Linked DNA regions of Homo sapiens: all the other regions are linked to region 2. A link is a contact called in ENCODE Hi-C or POLR2A ChIA-PET data. All regions are on one chromosome and are shown on one strand. The core of a region is the stretch at or near the end of the contact, and the rest is flanking DNA. Distances in the headings are between cores, read along the strand shown. Region 1 holds the start of MRPL52 (mitochondrial ribosomal protein L52). Region 2 holds the start of PARP2 (poly(ADP-ribose) polymerase 2). Region 3 holds the start of C14orf119 (chromosome 14 open reading frame 119). Region 4 holds the start of PPP1R3E (protein phosphatase 1 regulatory subunit 3E). Region 5 holds the start of RBM23 (RNA binding motif protein 23).

Evidence for each region. A loop is a pair of places that touch in the nucleus more often than their neighbours do. ChIA-PET counts read pairs that join two places held with the same protein, here RNA polymerase II (POLR2A). Pooled maps may share reads with other maps.
Region 1: a loop to region 2 is called in a pooled map, with 6 times the contacts of the local background. The contact joins the promoter of MRPL52 here to the promoter of PARP2 in region 2. A Hi-C loop is called at or near these places in 5 of 50 pooled maps. POLR2A ChIA-PET finds 5 or more read pairs at or near these places in 2 of 52 experiments (GM10248 and WTC11).
Region 3: a loop to region 2 is called in a map of chondrocyte, with 8 times the contacts of the local background. The contact joins the promoter of C14orf119 here to the promoter of PARP2 in region 2. A Hi-C loop is called at or near these places in 1 of 168 maps with a recorded cell type or tissue (chondrocyte) and 8 of 50 pooled maps. POLR2A ChIA-PET finds 5 or more read pairs at or near these places in 1 of 52 experiments (AG04450).
Region 4: a map with no recorded cell type shows a loop between it and region 2 (14-fold over the local background). The contact joins the promoter of PPP1R3E here to the promoter of PARP2 in region 2. A Hi-C loop is called at or near these places in 2 of 37 single-sample maps with no recorded cell type and 12 of 50 pooled maps. POLR2A ChIA-PET finds 5 or more read pairs at or near these places in 1 of 52 experiments (MCF 10A).
Region 5: a loop to region 2 is called in a map with no recorded cell type, with 12 times the contacts of the local background. The contact joins the promoter of RBM23 here to the promoter of PARP2 in region 2. A Hi-C loop is called at or near these places in 1 of 37 single-sample maps with no recorded cell type and 11 of 50 pooled maps. POLR2A ChIA-PET finds 5 or more read pairs at or near these places in 3 of 52 experiments (WTC11, activated B cell and activated T-cell).

The regions. Positions count from the first base shown.
Region 1 is chr14:22,828,600-22,831,299 of GRCh38, reverse strand. It overlaps MRPL52 (mitochondrial ribosomal protein L52), which reads right to left and starts at 1,413. Exons shown (of 5, transcript NM_180982.3): 1 at 1,360-1,413; 2 at 1,190-1,247; 3 at 1,046-1,113. The coding sequence starts at 1,387. RefSeq lists an enhancer at 1,430-1,509.
Region 2 is chr14:20,342,244-20,344,943 of GRCh38, reverse strand. PARP2 (poly(ADP-ribose) polymerase 2) reads right to left here and starts at 1,309. Exons shown (of 16, transcript NM_001042618.2): 1 at 1,257-1,309; 2 at 1-12. The coding sequence starts at 1,302. It also overlaps RPPH1. RefSeq lists enhancers at 1,227-1,396, 2,327-2,426.
Region 3 is chr14:23,094,088-23,096,787 of GRCh38, reverse strand. It overlaps C14orf119 (chromosome 14 open reading frame 119), which reads right to left and starts at 1,283. Exons shown (of 2, transcript NM_017924.4): 1 at 1,169-1,283. It overlaps ACIN1 (apoptotic chromatin condensation inducer 1), which reads left to right and starts at 1,652. Exons shown (of 19, transcript NM_001386863.1): 1 at 1,652-1,813. The coding sequence starts at 1,676. RefSeq lists enhancers at 849-1,372, 1,252-1,461, 1,482-1,561, 1,373-1,896, 1,602-1,911.
Region 4 is chr14:23,301,584-23,304,283 of GRCh38, reverse strand. It overlaps PPP1R3E (protein phosphatase 1 regulatory subunit 3E), which reads left to right and starts at 1,425. Exons shown (of 5, transcript NM_001276318.2): 1 at 1,425-2,124; 2 at 2,426-2,700. The coding sequence starts at 1,708. RefSeq lists silencers at 1,639-2,148, 2,229-2,288, 2,299-2,700.
Region 5 is chr14:22,917,787-22,920,486 of GRCh38, reverse strand. It overlaps RBM23 (RNA binding motif protein 23), which reads left to right and starts at 1,338. Exons shown (of 14, transcript NM_001077351.2): 1 at 1,338-1,488. PRMT5-AS1 (PRMT5 antisense RNA 1) reads right to left here and starts at 1,031. Exons shown (of 2, transcript NR_120600.1): 1 at 1-1,031. RefSeq lists a silencer at 964-1,263 and enhancers at 1,524-1,593, 1,684-1,793, 1,864-2,033, 2,522-2,700.

The sequences.
Region 1 (2,700 bases), core at 164-2,663, 2.5 Mb before region 2:
CTAAAAGTTAAAAAAAAAAATTAGCCAGGAATGGTGGTGTGTGCCTGTGGTCCCACCTACTTGGGGGGCTGAGGTGGGAGGACTGCTTGAGCCCAGGAGATCAAGGCTGCAGTGAGCGATGATCATGCCACTGCACTTCAGCCTGGGTGACAGGGCAAGACCCCATCTCAAAAAAAAAAAAAAAAAAAAAAAAGCAGTCATATGTAATTCCAGAGTCTTTCCAATAGTCCATACTACTACAAGGAGATGCCAGGCTTCTTACAGTAAATAACAAGTAGAAAAAATCTTCACCATCTTCCTCAGTCACCAATTATCCAATTAAGCAGGATCATACCCCTAGAGAGCAACAATAGGGTATTAAATATTCAGATCTCTGTGTTGTCAAGGAGGACTGGCCTATGTTCTAGTCCTGGATTTGCTACTACCTAGCTGTATGATCATGTGCAATTCACTTCTGTAGGCCTCAAATTTCCTACTTGTACACTGGAGTCTCATAAGGAGAATGGGGAGTAGCTTCAACTTCTCTAAGGTTCTCCCTTCTAGGGCTAATATTTATTCTCCCTCCCTCTCTCTTTTGTAAGTAAAGGTAAAAGAATTTTCTGAAGGGAGCCTGCCATCCATAGTCTTCATCCTTCTACCCCTCTGAGACGCTTATTTCTGCAGCTTTTCAAAGAGCTCTCCCTGCATTTGGTACCAAATACTGAAAATTCACTAACCACAGAGAAAAGTGGTTCTTGGTTAAAAAAAAATGTCCCCCTTTGAAAAACGCAGAAGTCTTGTCACCCCCTTCCACCCTGGCGGCCCCAAGTCAGAATTATCTTCTGCTTATCTCCACAAGCCAAGATCCTGTTTAGCTTTACCTTCCTTAGTCGAAATGCAATCTACAAAATAAACAAGAGGGTTTCTTTCCCCAAATTCCGTTTTCCAAATAAAAAGTTAAACACTTTTACACGCCCCCACCTTGATACCCCCAGCTCCCCGTCCAGGGGCGTTCCCTCTAGGTGAAAATCTCCCCAGTGGAGTTAACTGCCAGATCAGCGCTTACCCGCATATGACCAGTCTGGGAGCTCGGTAAGGGGCCCGTAGCCGGAGGGGTTGGCAGCCAGTCCCTGCCTGTGTGGAGAAAAACAGATCTGTGAGGACCTAGCCCAGCTTCTGGTCCCCCAGGTGCCCTCATCCCAGGACTCACTGTAGTCGCCACTGGCCGCCCGCCCAAGCGGCTACGCTGCAGTGCAGCCTCCGGACACCTGCTGGGAGAACAGAGCAGAGTTGGGGGAGAGGCCGCGCAGCCGGATCAGGGGTCCTGTGCCCGTCCCCAAAGGGCCCCCGAGTCCACGGTCCCTATCTATACCCACTCACTGAAGAGAACAGTCCCTAAAGCAGCCATGCTGAGCAGGAGTAGCCGGGGTAGCCGGAAGTAGGCGTGGCCTCGGTGGCCACGCGCGACGCTATCGGGGAAGCAGGAAGTCGCCATCTTGAATCTGGGTTTTCAATCACGGCTCCGCCATCTTGGGTCATCGTACGGAAGGAGAGACAAAACTGCAGTACAGGTTTTTGAGGTGAAAACGAATTGTCGTTCAGCGCATGCATTCTCAGTGGAAGTCGTGTCCTCCCAGATTAAGCCGTTCTGAACAGTTCCCACAACCTCCCTACAGCGGTCTCTAGTTCATTGAAATTGATATTAATAGTAACTTTGATCTCAGGGGTAACATCCACGTCATTCTACAGATCCTCGCATCACTGTAACACAGTTTTCCTAGACTAAGAAAAGTAATCAAATCTAGAGTTAATCGGAAATTGGGCCAGCCTGGGCAACATGGCGAAACTCCCTCTCTACAAAAAAATGAAAAATTAGCTGGGTGTGGTGGCGCATGCCTGTGGTCCCAGCTACTTGGGAGGCTGAGGTGGGAGGATGGCTTGAGCCTGGGAGGCCGAAGGCTGCAGTAAGCAGAGATCATGCCACTGCACTCCAGTCTGGGTAACAGAGCGAGACCTTGTCTCAAAAAAAATTCTGTGTGATAAGTGCTGTATTAGGCGTAGATTTTATGGAGAACAAAACCAGACATCAATATCCTGATAGAGCTCTCGGTATAAAAGAAACAAGACAGGCCAGGTGCAGTGGCTCACACTTGTAATCCCAGCACTTTGGGAGGCTGAGGCTGGCGGATCACCTGAGGTTGGGAGTTCGAGACCAGCCTGACCAACATGGAGAAACCCTGTCTCTACTAAAAATACAAAATTAGCCAGGCATGGTGGCACATGCCTGTAATCCCAGCTACTCGGGAGGCTGAGGCAGGAGAATTGCTTGAACCCGGGAGGCAGAGGTTGTGGTGATCCAAGATTGCGCCATTGTACTCCAGTCTGGGCAAGAAGAGTGAAACTCCAACTAAAAAAAAAAAAACAGACAATCAAATGATGACATACATGAATATTGTCATTGAGTGCTGGGAAAGGAAATACATGTTGTTTGTGAGTTTATAGTGTGAACTTGATCTACAGTAGACCATCAAAGATGACTTTCCTGAGAAAGGGGTATTGTATTGGAGCTAAGATGTGACATTCCATTTTTATAAGTGCTACCACCGCACATTGCTTAATATTATCCTTGCAACAACCCTGTGAGGTAGGTACTAGAAAGTGGCAAACCCTGATTGGCGACTCCCCTCCTTTTATCACTTGCTATTCAGTACTGTCTTGGAG
Region 2 (2,700 bases), core at 60-2,559:
TTTCATTTAATGCTACAGAATTTGGAAATTAGCAAAGAATGAGTACACACCCGAATACGTGTAGATTTTAAAGATTGAAAAAAATCTTTTAAAGAAATGGTTTAAGATAATTTTCTCTCTTTTTTTGTTTTGAGGTGGAGTCTCACTCTCTCGCCCAGGCTGGACTGCAGTGGTGCGATCTTGGCTCACTGCAACCTCCGCCTCCTGGGTTCAAGTGATTCTCGTGCCTCAGCCTCCTGAGTAGCTGGGATTACAGGCGTGCACCACCATGCCCAGTTAATTTTTGTATTTTTAGTAGAGACAGGGTTTCACCATGTTGGCCAGGCTGGTCTCGAACTCGTGACCTCAAGTGATCTGCCCTCCTCGGCCTCCCAAGGGATTACAGGCGTGAGCCACCTCACCCCGCCGGTTTAAGATAATTTTCTAAGTTTACAGAGGCAATAACAACTGTCCCACACTACTTTTGTGTAACAGTCTGTGTAATTCTTCCTAAATTGCTATTCTAGCCAAATGAAATAAAACAAAATAAAAGGGAGTCCCAGGAGTCTTGTAAGCTCATAGATTGAGGCCTGCTTATCTGTTTTACTTGTGTCCCAATGTCCCCCAAATACCCACCTCATACATGAGGCCGTATGGGATAAAGGTTAGTTAAGTGCTCAAGGGTCTGTGCCTAATTTAGAGCCTAGCTCTGCTGCTTTTCTCTGTGGAAACTTGGAGAAGTATTTGATCTCTTCCTACTTCACTTACTCCAATATTAGAATATTGTACAATACTGTACTTCTAGAGAAGTACAATAGAACCTAATTTATAGGGTGCACCTATGCATTTAAGAACATTATACACATAATACCGTATCTCAATAGGTCTAAGACTCGCATTTTACTCTCTGGAACTGGGATGCATCTTACAATGGATGACATAAGCAGTGAATCACAGTTCACCATTTTCAGTGCTTATCCTTTGTTGTGTATAAAATAATGGTGTGCCTTACAATTACTTTTTGTAAATTGGATGACATTAGGTATTAACAACAGTACTGGCACATTAGTTGTTACAGCTCCGCAAGGCTTTATGCACAATTATGTAATCCCCAAAGCTCTGAAAACCGAAATTTACAAAATTTAGCACCCCAACTGGTTTGGTAGCCAAGTGCAGGTTATAGGGAGCTGGAAGGGGAAGGGGGTCACAGTAGGTGGCATCGTTCCTTTCTGACTGCCCGCCCCCCGCATGCCGTCCCGCGATATTGAGCTCCGAACCTCTCGCCCTGCCGCCGCCGGTGCTCCGTCGCCGCCGCGCCGCCATGGAATTCGAACGCTGACGTCATCAACCCGCTCCAAGGAATCGCGGGCCCAGTGTCACTAGGCGGGAACACCCAGCGCGCGTGCGCCCTGGCAGGAAGATGGCTGTGAGGGACAGGGGAGTGGCGCCCTGCAATATTTGCATGTCGCTATGTGTTCTGGGAAATCACCATAAACGTGAAATGTCTTTGGATTTGGGAATCTTATAAGTTCTGTATGAGACCACTTTTTCCCATAGGGCGGAGGGAAGCTCATCAGTGGGGCCACGAGCTGAGTGCGTCCTGTCACTCCACTCCCATGTCCCTTGGGAAGGTCTGAGACTAGGGCCAGAGGCGGCCCTAACAGGGCTCTCCCTGAGCTTCGGGGAGGTGAGTTCCCAGAGAACGGGGCTCCGCGCGAGGTCAGACTGGGCAGGAGATGCCGTGGACCCCGCCCTTCGGGGAGGGGCCCGGCGGATGCCTCCTTTGCCGGAGCTTGGAACAGACTCACGGCCAGCGAAGTGAGTTCAATGGCTGAGGTGAGGTACCCCGCAGGGGACCTCATAACCCAATTCAGACTACTCTCCTCCGCCCATTTTTGGAAAAAAAAAAAAAAAAAAAAAACAAAACGAAACCGGGCCGGGCGCGGTGGTTCACGCCTATAATCCCAGCACTTTGGGAGGCCGAGGCGGGCGGATCACAAGGTCAGGAGGTCGAGACCATCCAGGCTAACACGGTGAAACCCCCCCCCATCTCTACTAAAAAAAAAAAATACAAAAAATTAGCCATTAGCCGGGCGTGGTGGCGGGCGCCTATAATCCCAGCTACTTGGGAGGCTGAAGCAGAATGGCGTGAACCCGGGAGGCGGAGCTTGCAGTGAGCCGAGATCGCGCCACTGCATTCCAGCCTGGGCGACAGAGCGAGTCTCAAAAAAAAAAAAACCGAGTGGAATGTGAAAAGCTCCGTGAAACTGCAGAAACCCTTTGGGAACAGAGGGAACCATGGGGCAGGAAGCCCACGAAAATTCTAATTGGTCTTCTGGTTCTTGGTGACATCAGGTGAGGGGCGCCCAAATGTTTGGCTTCATGAGAATCACCGAGTATGGGGACTGCATACTTAAGCAAATTCCCCACCCCAGACCCTCCGATTCAATAAGCCTGTATTAACAAAATCACTGGGTAATCCTGGTTTTGGCACTAATATCATTTAGAAACATATTGTTAGGATAGCATAGTATCTGTTATAGAGCAACCTGAGCAAAATAGCGAAACCTCGTCTCTATTACAAAAAAAAAAAAAAAAAAAGTGAAAAATTAGCCAGGCGTGGTCGCGGGCGCCTGTAATCCCAGCTACTTGGGAGGCTGAGGCACGAGAGTCGCTTGAACCCGGGAGGCGGAGGTTGCAGTGAGCCGAGATCCCGCCACT
Region 3 (2,700 bases), core at 34-2,533, 2.8 Mb before region 2:
CTGGGCAACATGGCAAAACCTCATCCCTACAAAAAATAAAAAAATTAGTTGAGCGTAGAGGTGCCTACCTGTAGTCCTAGCTACGTAGGAGACTGAGGTAGGAGCATCACCTGAGCCCGGGAGGTTGAGGCTGCAGTGAGCCCTGATCGCGCCACTGCACTCCAGCCTGCGTCAGAGTGGAGGGACCCAGAGTGGAGTGACAAAAAAAAAATTTTTTTTTTTTTTTAGTATGGTATCTATTGGTGCCTTGCAATTTTTTTTTTTTTTTTTTTTTTTTTTGAGACGGAGTCTTGCTCTGTCACCCAGGCTGTAGTGCAATGGCGTGATCTCAACCACTGCTTCCTGGGTTCAAGCGATTCTCCTGCCTCAGCCTCCCGAGTAGCTGGGACTATAGGCGTACGCCACCACGCCCGGCTAATTTGTTTGTATTTTTAGTAGAGACGGGGTTTCACCATATTGGCCAGACTGGTCTCCAACTCCTGACCTCAAGTGATCCGCCCGCCTCGGCCTCCCAAAGTGCTGGGATTATAGGCGTAAGCCACCGCGCCCGGCACCTTGCCACTGATTTTGCATCATGAATGCAACGGAAAGATCAGCCAATTTGACTTTAATAGTTTTCAGTCTCTTAAATCTCTAACGTATCTCTTAAATCTCTAAACTATTTGTCTGTGACCTATTTTACTGTTTGTGTTTCTTCTGCATCAAGTTGGAGGATTGGTAGTGACAAAGAAAGAAGCCCCTAAACAATTAATATTAGTTCAAGTACCAAAAAAGTTCAGGGCGCTTGCATTTTCCAGTTCTTGCCCTACAGGAAGCAGTTCCTCCAAGGGAACTTACTCTCTTCTGCGGAGCAAGGAAGAACTTTCCCAGAATCTTGCCACATGGCTTCCAAGGCAAACTCAAACTCAAGTTCAGCGTCATAGATCAGTTCATAGTCTGGGTCCGAAGACACGGCGATGCTTCTTGCGCACCCCCACGGAGCTTGTTATTCCGATTCCGCACCAGCCCCCCGCCCCTCCCCAAAAAAAGCCTAAGATGGGAGTGGCTATGATTCAGAGGACAGAGGGCAGAAGCTGTTTGCGTTAAGGAGTGGGGGGCTTGCCCTATTAAGGTAATCCGCAAACACCGAGTCTGACCCGGCCCATAGAGGTACTTCTACCCCGCTTACCTCCCCTTTTCTCTCGAAGGGCACCCGAAGATTGTCACGAGTCCTTAGACTCCAACTACTGCGGCAGCTTCCAAATTTCCTGAAAACCCTAAGCTGGGCCAGCCCGGCAGCCCACGCACTTCCGGCCTCGGACCCGCCCCAAACACCCAAGCGCCCCAGCGCCTCATCTCTAGGTCCGGAAATAAACGAACATCTCCGATTATGGTTATACCAGGGTCGAGGGTTTCCGAATATATTCGATTCAAAGCTTCGGCAAGACGAAGAAAACCGAGCCTGAAAGCAGGGCGAGAAAAGGGGCGCTGCAGGGCGGATGGAAAGAATTGATTGGTAACGATGTGGAGACGGAAACATCCGAGGACATCCGGAGGAACCCGGGGAGTTCTGAGTGGTAATCGAGGGGTAGAGTATGGCAGTGGGCGGGGTCATCTCGGTACGTTCGAAGGGCGTTGGCGGAAATTACCGAAGATGCCCGAAGCCGTCGGGACGGACCCGAGTACCTCACGCAAGATGGCGGAGCTGGAGGAGGTGACTCTGGACGGGAAGCCTCTTCAGGCGCTGCGGGTGACCGACCTGAAGGCCGCACTGGAGCAGCGAGGCCTAGCCAAGAGCGGGCAGAAGAGTGCCCTGGTCAAGCGGCTCAAAGGGGTGAGGAGTCGGCGTTGCTGGGGTGTCGGAGGAGAGCGGACCCGGTAGAGACGAGCCTCTGCCGCGGCGCAGGCGCAGTATCCGGGCTCGGCGCGAGCTCGCTCAGGCCGCCAGCGCGAGCCTCTGGATCCGCGCGCACGGTGGTTGATGAGGTTCGCGCTGGAATGGAGATCGCGCCGGTTCCCGCCTTAACGGCAGCAGCGCGAGCCCAAATGGGAGGGTGTGCACTACTCTCCAGGAGTGTCTTAAGCTCCTTCCTCCTTCCCCCACCCCCTCCTTGTTTGTATCTGTGGTTTCGGCGCATGCGCTGCAGAAGGAGTTAAATCCCACTACAACCTACGGCGTTGCTGGCCTGAGGGGGGCGAGTTGGGCTGGGTCGGAGTTAGGGGTATAGTTGCGCGAAGGGGTGGATGGGGTTGGTATCGGTATCTGCACGAATAGGACTGGGGTAGGGTAAAATGTCTGCTCGATTAGATGAGGAGGTGAGATGAAGAGAGACCTTTATTTGAAGGGACTTGATGAGAGAGAGGTCTCTAATTTAGTGGCATCTAGTGGCAATTTGGGTGGTTAAGAGTTTGGTGAATATTGGTGAGAGAGGCGAGGCAGGTTGATATATATTGGGGATTTTGAATCGGTTTGAGTAGATTAAGGTGGGATTGTCATGAGGTAGGTGTAGCTCGATTCAAGTGTATAGGTTTGGTTTAAAGAAGGGAAGATGAGGATGTCTTGGTTTTAATTAGAGTTCAACAGGATACGTGGCAGGTAGTGCAGATTAGGTCTGGGTTGGCTCCAGGGTTGAGTTGGCAGACCGTTGCTTATACAGAAGCTGATAGTTTTGTGTGTGTGTGTTTGTGTGTGTGTGTTTGTGTGGATAGACTAGGTTAGAC
Region 4 (2,700 bases), core at 176-2,675, 3.0 Mb before region 2:
TTATTAACTATGTGACCCTGGGTAAGAGTCCTCTCCCCTCTCTCCCTCAATTCTCTCATCTTTAAACTAGACATAATAGTCTCTATTCCTCTGATGGTTGTATTACATGGGTTAGTATTTGTAAAACCCTTACAACAGTACCTAGCACATTGTAAGTGCTATATTAGATCAGTAGGAAAGTTAGAAAAAAACTAAAAACAACTTCACTTTTTTTTTTCACTAATGTTAAAAAAAAAAAATGAAAGGGGAAAAAGCCAGCTCTGCCCTTCTTGGAAGCTCCCACTGGACCTATAATTCCACAGTCCCAACTCCAAGAGAGTTGTTGGGTGCTTGTTCATTCAATAATTTGAGTGCCTACCATATACTAAAACTCACCATGAATCAGACAAAGCCCCTGCCCTCAAAGGGCTTACACTTGGATTAGAAATCAGAACTCCACCACTTTTTTACAGATAAGAACACTGAGTTCAGAGTATGGCTCTGAGTTCAGGGGTGGCTCACACCTGTAATCCCAGCACTTTGGGAGGCCGAGGCGGGCAGATCACCTGAGATCAGGAGTTCAAGACCAGCCTGGCCAAGATGGTGAAACCCCGTGTCTACTAAAAATACAAAAATTAGCCGGGCGTGGTGGTGGACGCCTGTAATCCCAGCTACTCAGGAGGCTGAGGCAGGAAAACCGCTTGAACCGGGGAGGCAGAAGTTGCAGTGAGCCGAGATCACGCCACTGCACTCCAGCCTGGGCGACAGAGCGAGACTCCATCTCACACTCACACACACACACACACACACACACACACGAGAACACTGACTCCAGAGAAGTTATGCCTTGCTTGCTCAAGGTCACTAGAAGCTAGGTCTTCCTGCAGTTCTCAGTTCGGGTGCCATATTCTCACCTTCTATTTGAAAGACTCTACCTAGCTTTCATGACCTTTCCTTCTTTGCACGCACCACCACCCCCTGCCCAAACCAGGAGCCTAGGTTTCAGAAAAGAAAACAGTGAACCCCAAAGATAAAGTCACATGCTGGGCGTTTTGAACCTTCCCCTGCAAGAAAATGAAAGGTTATTTTTTCTTCCCGGCGTTAACCTTTCCTGTGCTGTGCCGGAAAAGTTGAGGACTTTTTACATTTTATTATTATTATTATTGTAGAGATCAGGGGTCTCACTATGACGCCCAGGCTGGTCTTGAACTCCAGGCTTCAAGCGATCCTCCCACCTCGGCCTCCCAAAGTGCTGGGATTTGAGGCGTGAGCCATCGCGTCCCGTCCGTGGATGTTTTTTTTAAAAGGTTGAGTAGCTTCACTCGGGACCGCAAAGGTGGAGTCCCCGCCCCCTGGTGCAGCAGCGAAGACAAGCGGAGCCACCTGTCAGAGGGCTGTGGGCGGGGGCGCCCGGGCCGTGAGGGCCTTGGAACCGGAGGGTGAGTGCAGTTGAGCGCACGCTCAGAGCAGACCGCTAGCAGGAGGCAGGATGTGATAGTCTAAGACCCTGGAAGCTGACGGCCAGAGGGAGGGAAGGGTGGTCACAGAGGAGAGGCAAAGCAACGGGAGGTGGAGGATCCTGGAGGTGTCTGCAAGGAGAATACACAGCAGCGAGGGGCTGCAGAAGCGGACCCAGCGACTTCTGCGCTGACGCGGGGCGGGCGGGAGAGAGGAAGAGAGGGGAGCGCGGTGGCGCTGCGAGCTGGCCCCGCCGGGGAAGGGGCTGCCATGTCCCGTGAGCGGCCCCCGGGCACCGACATTCCCCGCAACCTGAGCTTCATCGCCGCGCTAACGGAGCGCGCCTACTACCGTAGCCAGCGGCCCAGCCTCGAGGAGGAGCCGGAGGAGGAGCCAGGCGAGGGCGGGACGCGGTTCGGGGCCCGATCCCGCGCTCACGCACCGAGTCGGGGCCGCCGGGCCCGATCTGCACCAGCCGGAGGCGGCGGGGCCCGGGCGCCCCGCAGCCGTAGCCCAGACACCCGCAAGAGAGTGCGTTTCGCCGACGCACTGGGGTTGGAGCTGGCTGTCGTGCGCCGCTTCCGTCCCGGTGAGCTGCCCCGGGTGCCCCGCCACGTGCAGATCCAATTGCAGAGGGACGCCCTCCGCCACTTCGCGCCCTGCCAGCCCCGCGCCCGCGGCCTCCAGGTAGGCGGCGGGGGCACCTCCCCTCCTGGGGACCTCCTCCAGTCGGCCGCAGCGGGCTTGTGGGAGTGGATTTGCCAAAGAGCACCCATCTCCATCCCATCCCTGGGCTTGCGCCTGCCCATCCCTTTTGGGGACCCCATCTGCGAGTGGCTCTAGGCCACCCTGGCAGCTGGGCCGCACTCTGCCGGCCTGGACGCCGGGGTCGGCCTCTGATTGGTCCAGTGCCTTGCTCTGACACCGCCCCCTGTCTCTCCCCTCTCTCCGCCCTGGGCTCCCTCCTCCCGCTTCTTCTTTCCCCCAGGAGGCGCGCGCCGCCCTGGAGCCGGCCAGCGAGCCCGGCTTCGCCGCCCGCTTGCTGACGCAGCGCATCTGCCTGGAACGCGCCGAGGCGGGCCCGCTGGGCGTGGCCGGGAGCGCGCGCGTGGTGGACCTGGCCTACGAGAAGCGCGTGAGCGTGCGCTGGAGCGCCGACGGCTGGCGGAGCCAACGCGAGGCGCCAGCCGCCTACGCCGGTCCGGCCCCGCCCCCGCCGCGCGCCGACCGCTTCGCCTTCCGCCTGCCCGCGCCGCCGATTGG
Region 5 (2,700 bases), core at 89-2,588, 2.6 Mb before region 2:
AGACCCAGGCATGTTCAGATCTGTCCTCTTAGCCTATCCAAGACCCAAAGGGGCCTAGTTGTATTCCCTACTTAGGAAGCTGAGCAATGACTATTGTAGTCCTGGATATAGGCCTTTCTGACCAGCTACAGTGAGCTCTTGTCCATTAGAACCTACAGTTAGGCTTTTCTCTGGGGAGGAGGCATAGAGTTTGCCACCTTGGAAAAAGATGGAATAGTGAGTGAAGCCAGTTTCTCTTCTGTATTCTTGAGCTACTGCACGGGCAACTGGTTACCTCTCCTTTGTTACCTCTTGGGAAGACTGGAATCCATCCAGGAATCTCCAGCAAGAAGCTACCTGTTTTTTTTGAATAAAACCACAGGGTTACAGTTTGAAGTCCTAAGAGATCATCTAGTCCAATTTTCCATTTTACAGAGGGGGAGTTTGAAATGGGTACAATGATGTGATATTAGTATCCAAGTCAGAATTGGAAGTCAGGTCCTCCGACTCTGGCTCTCCCCATGTTATAACCAGCTACATTTTTGGTAGCTACAGTAGACCACAGAAGTGTCTAGGGGCTCCTGGAGGCCCCTGGAAAGTGAGGGTGGACATCAGTTCCTTCTTTCCGGTTAGAGGACTCAGTACTGCTACATCCAAGGAGTCACCTGAGAAACTTTCAAATTTACCCTTGCAGTGGGAAATGTGGGGGTACTGATTTGAACGGAAGTTATGACCTGTGGGAGCAGGCCATGACGATAGGGCAGAGTGTGGGCCAAGACAAGTCTGTGGCAAGATCTGCTTTTCCCTGGTCCCAAGCACCGAGGTCAGGAGAGGTGGTCGGGAAGGTTGTTTAGGTAGCCGGCTCAGAACGGGGATTTCGAGTTCAGCATCCCCGGACGTTAAACAAACGCCGCTGTTCTCTACAAAGCTTAACCTTAACGACCGACGTGACTCCTTCAGCAAATCCGAGTAGGGACGGCCAAGGATGTAAATTGTGCCTCCTCGTTGGCTCCGCCCATCGCACTGGTCTAGTCTACGCGAGCACCAGGAGTGGGGTTGGTGGCTTCTTCACTCCCGTTTTCAGTCCCGTTTTCCCCGCCCTCCGCAAGTCATTTAACCAATGAGAGAGTGATGGGCGGCTACCAAAGGACGCTTCCATTTTCTGGAGTCTCTGAGGTTAGCCAATCAATGGGAACTCGGTGGTTGCTAAGACGCATTTGAGTTTGCTCCACCCATACTTAGGACTTTAGCCAATGAGAACCTGTACTTTGGACGGTTGCCGCGAAACCAGTGAGGTTATTTCCAAAGCCGGGGAGTCTTGGCGCATGCGCAGATTGGGGAAGGTTCTGGAAGACGGCAGAGCTGCCGCCATTTTGCGGGAAGAGGAGGCTCTGTACCTGCAGTGCTGCTTTTCTTGCCTAGACTCTAGGAACTATCCGAGCTCCACTCCCCACAACATACTCAAAGGAACGGAGAGAACCGGGACCCCCCTGCGGGGACCCGGAACTGGTGAGAAACCCCAAAACCCGGTCCCCACCAGACGTCACCAATGCGTGACGTTGCTGCACGGCGCCTCCCCCCTGACGTCACGGGCAGAAAATGGCGTCACGAAGAGATTCAGGCGAACTTTTAACATTAAAAAAACCTTTGTTTGTTTTGACCTGGAAGTGTTAGCTACTTAAATGTAGCCCACTGCCACGATTTTAGAGTTGGGCACCCTCGTGGCTGTATCTTGCACCGATAAAGATGCGGTTTCTAGAATCCTGTGATTTTTCTTTCCGGGTCTCTGCAGCCGTGACACTTAGGGTCGCCCACACTGGAGAGGGAGCATCGACCCTCCGCGGCCTGAGAGGACACGCATCATCAGTTTCAGCCACTCGCACCACCATTCAGAGAGAGAGAAGGGAATTGAGCTTTCTTCCTCAATCTCTAGTCTGTCGAAGATTCATGTTCACTATGTTGACCTTTATGGGCTTTTCCCATTTAACTTTTTCAAGCACTCATTCCAGTAGGCGTATTATGATGCCACATATGAAGATTGAGCCCTGGGACACTGGCTCCCGCAGAGATTGTGCCAGTTGGTTGCCTATAGGACCTCTTTTTTTTTATTTTTTTAAGGCGGAGTGTCGCTTTGTCACCCAGGCTGGAGTGGAGTGGCGCGATCTCGGCTCACTGCATCCTGTCTCCCGGGTTCTAGCGATTCCCCTGCCTCAGCCTCCCGAGTAGCTGGGATTACAGGCGCCTGCCACAACGCCCGGCTAATTTTTGTATTTTTAATAGAGATGGGGTTTTGCCATGTTAGCCAGGCTGACCTCGAACTCCTGACCTCAGGTGATCCACCCGCCTCGGCCTCCCAAAGTGCTGGGATTACAGGCGTGAGCCACCGCGCCCGGCCTATAGGACCATTTTTTAAAGCTACACAACATGGGGAGGGTGGTCCTTCAAGTAGCTTTTATCGTTCTCATTGTTCCTCTTTTGTTAAGCTGCCTTCAGTTTGTAGGTGTTTGTGCCCAGCTAAGTGATCAGACCCTGGGGATGGCGCTACCATCACCCCTGGGGCTCCAGCTTTTCGTGAATTCTTCCCGAATTGGTCTGACAGTGGTTCTCTCTGCTCCTTTAGCAGTGGGGTCTATCTGTTGGCTTGTGCTATGACGAGGTCTAGGAACTGACGTGATTGTGGGTCTCTAATACTGTTTTTGGAGCAGGATGGAAGAAAACATA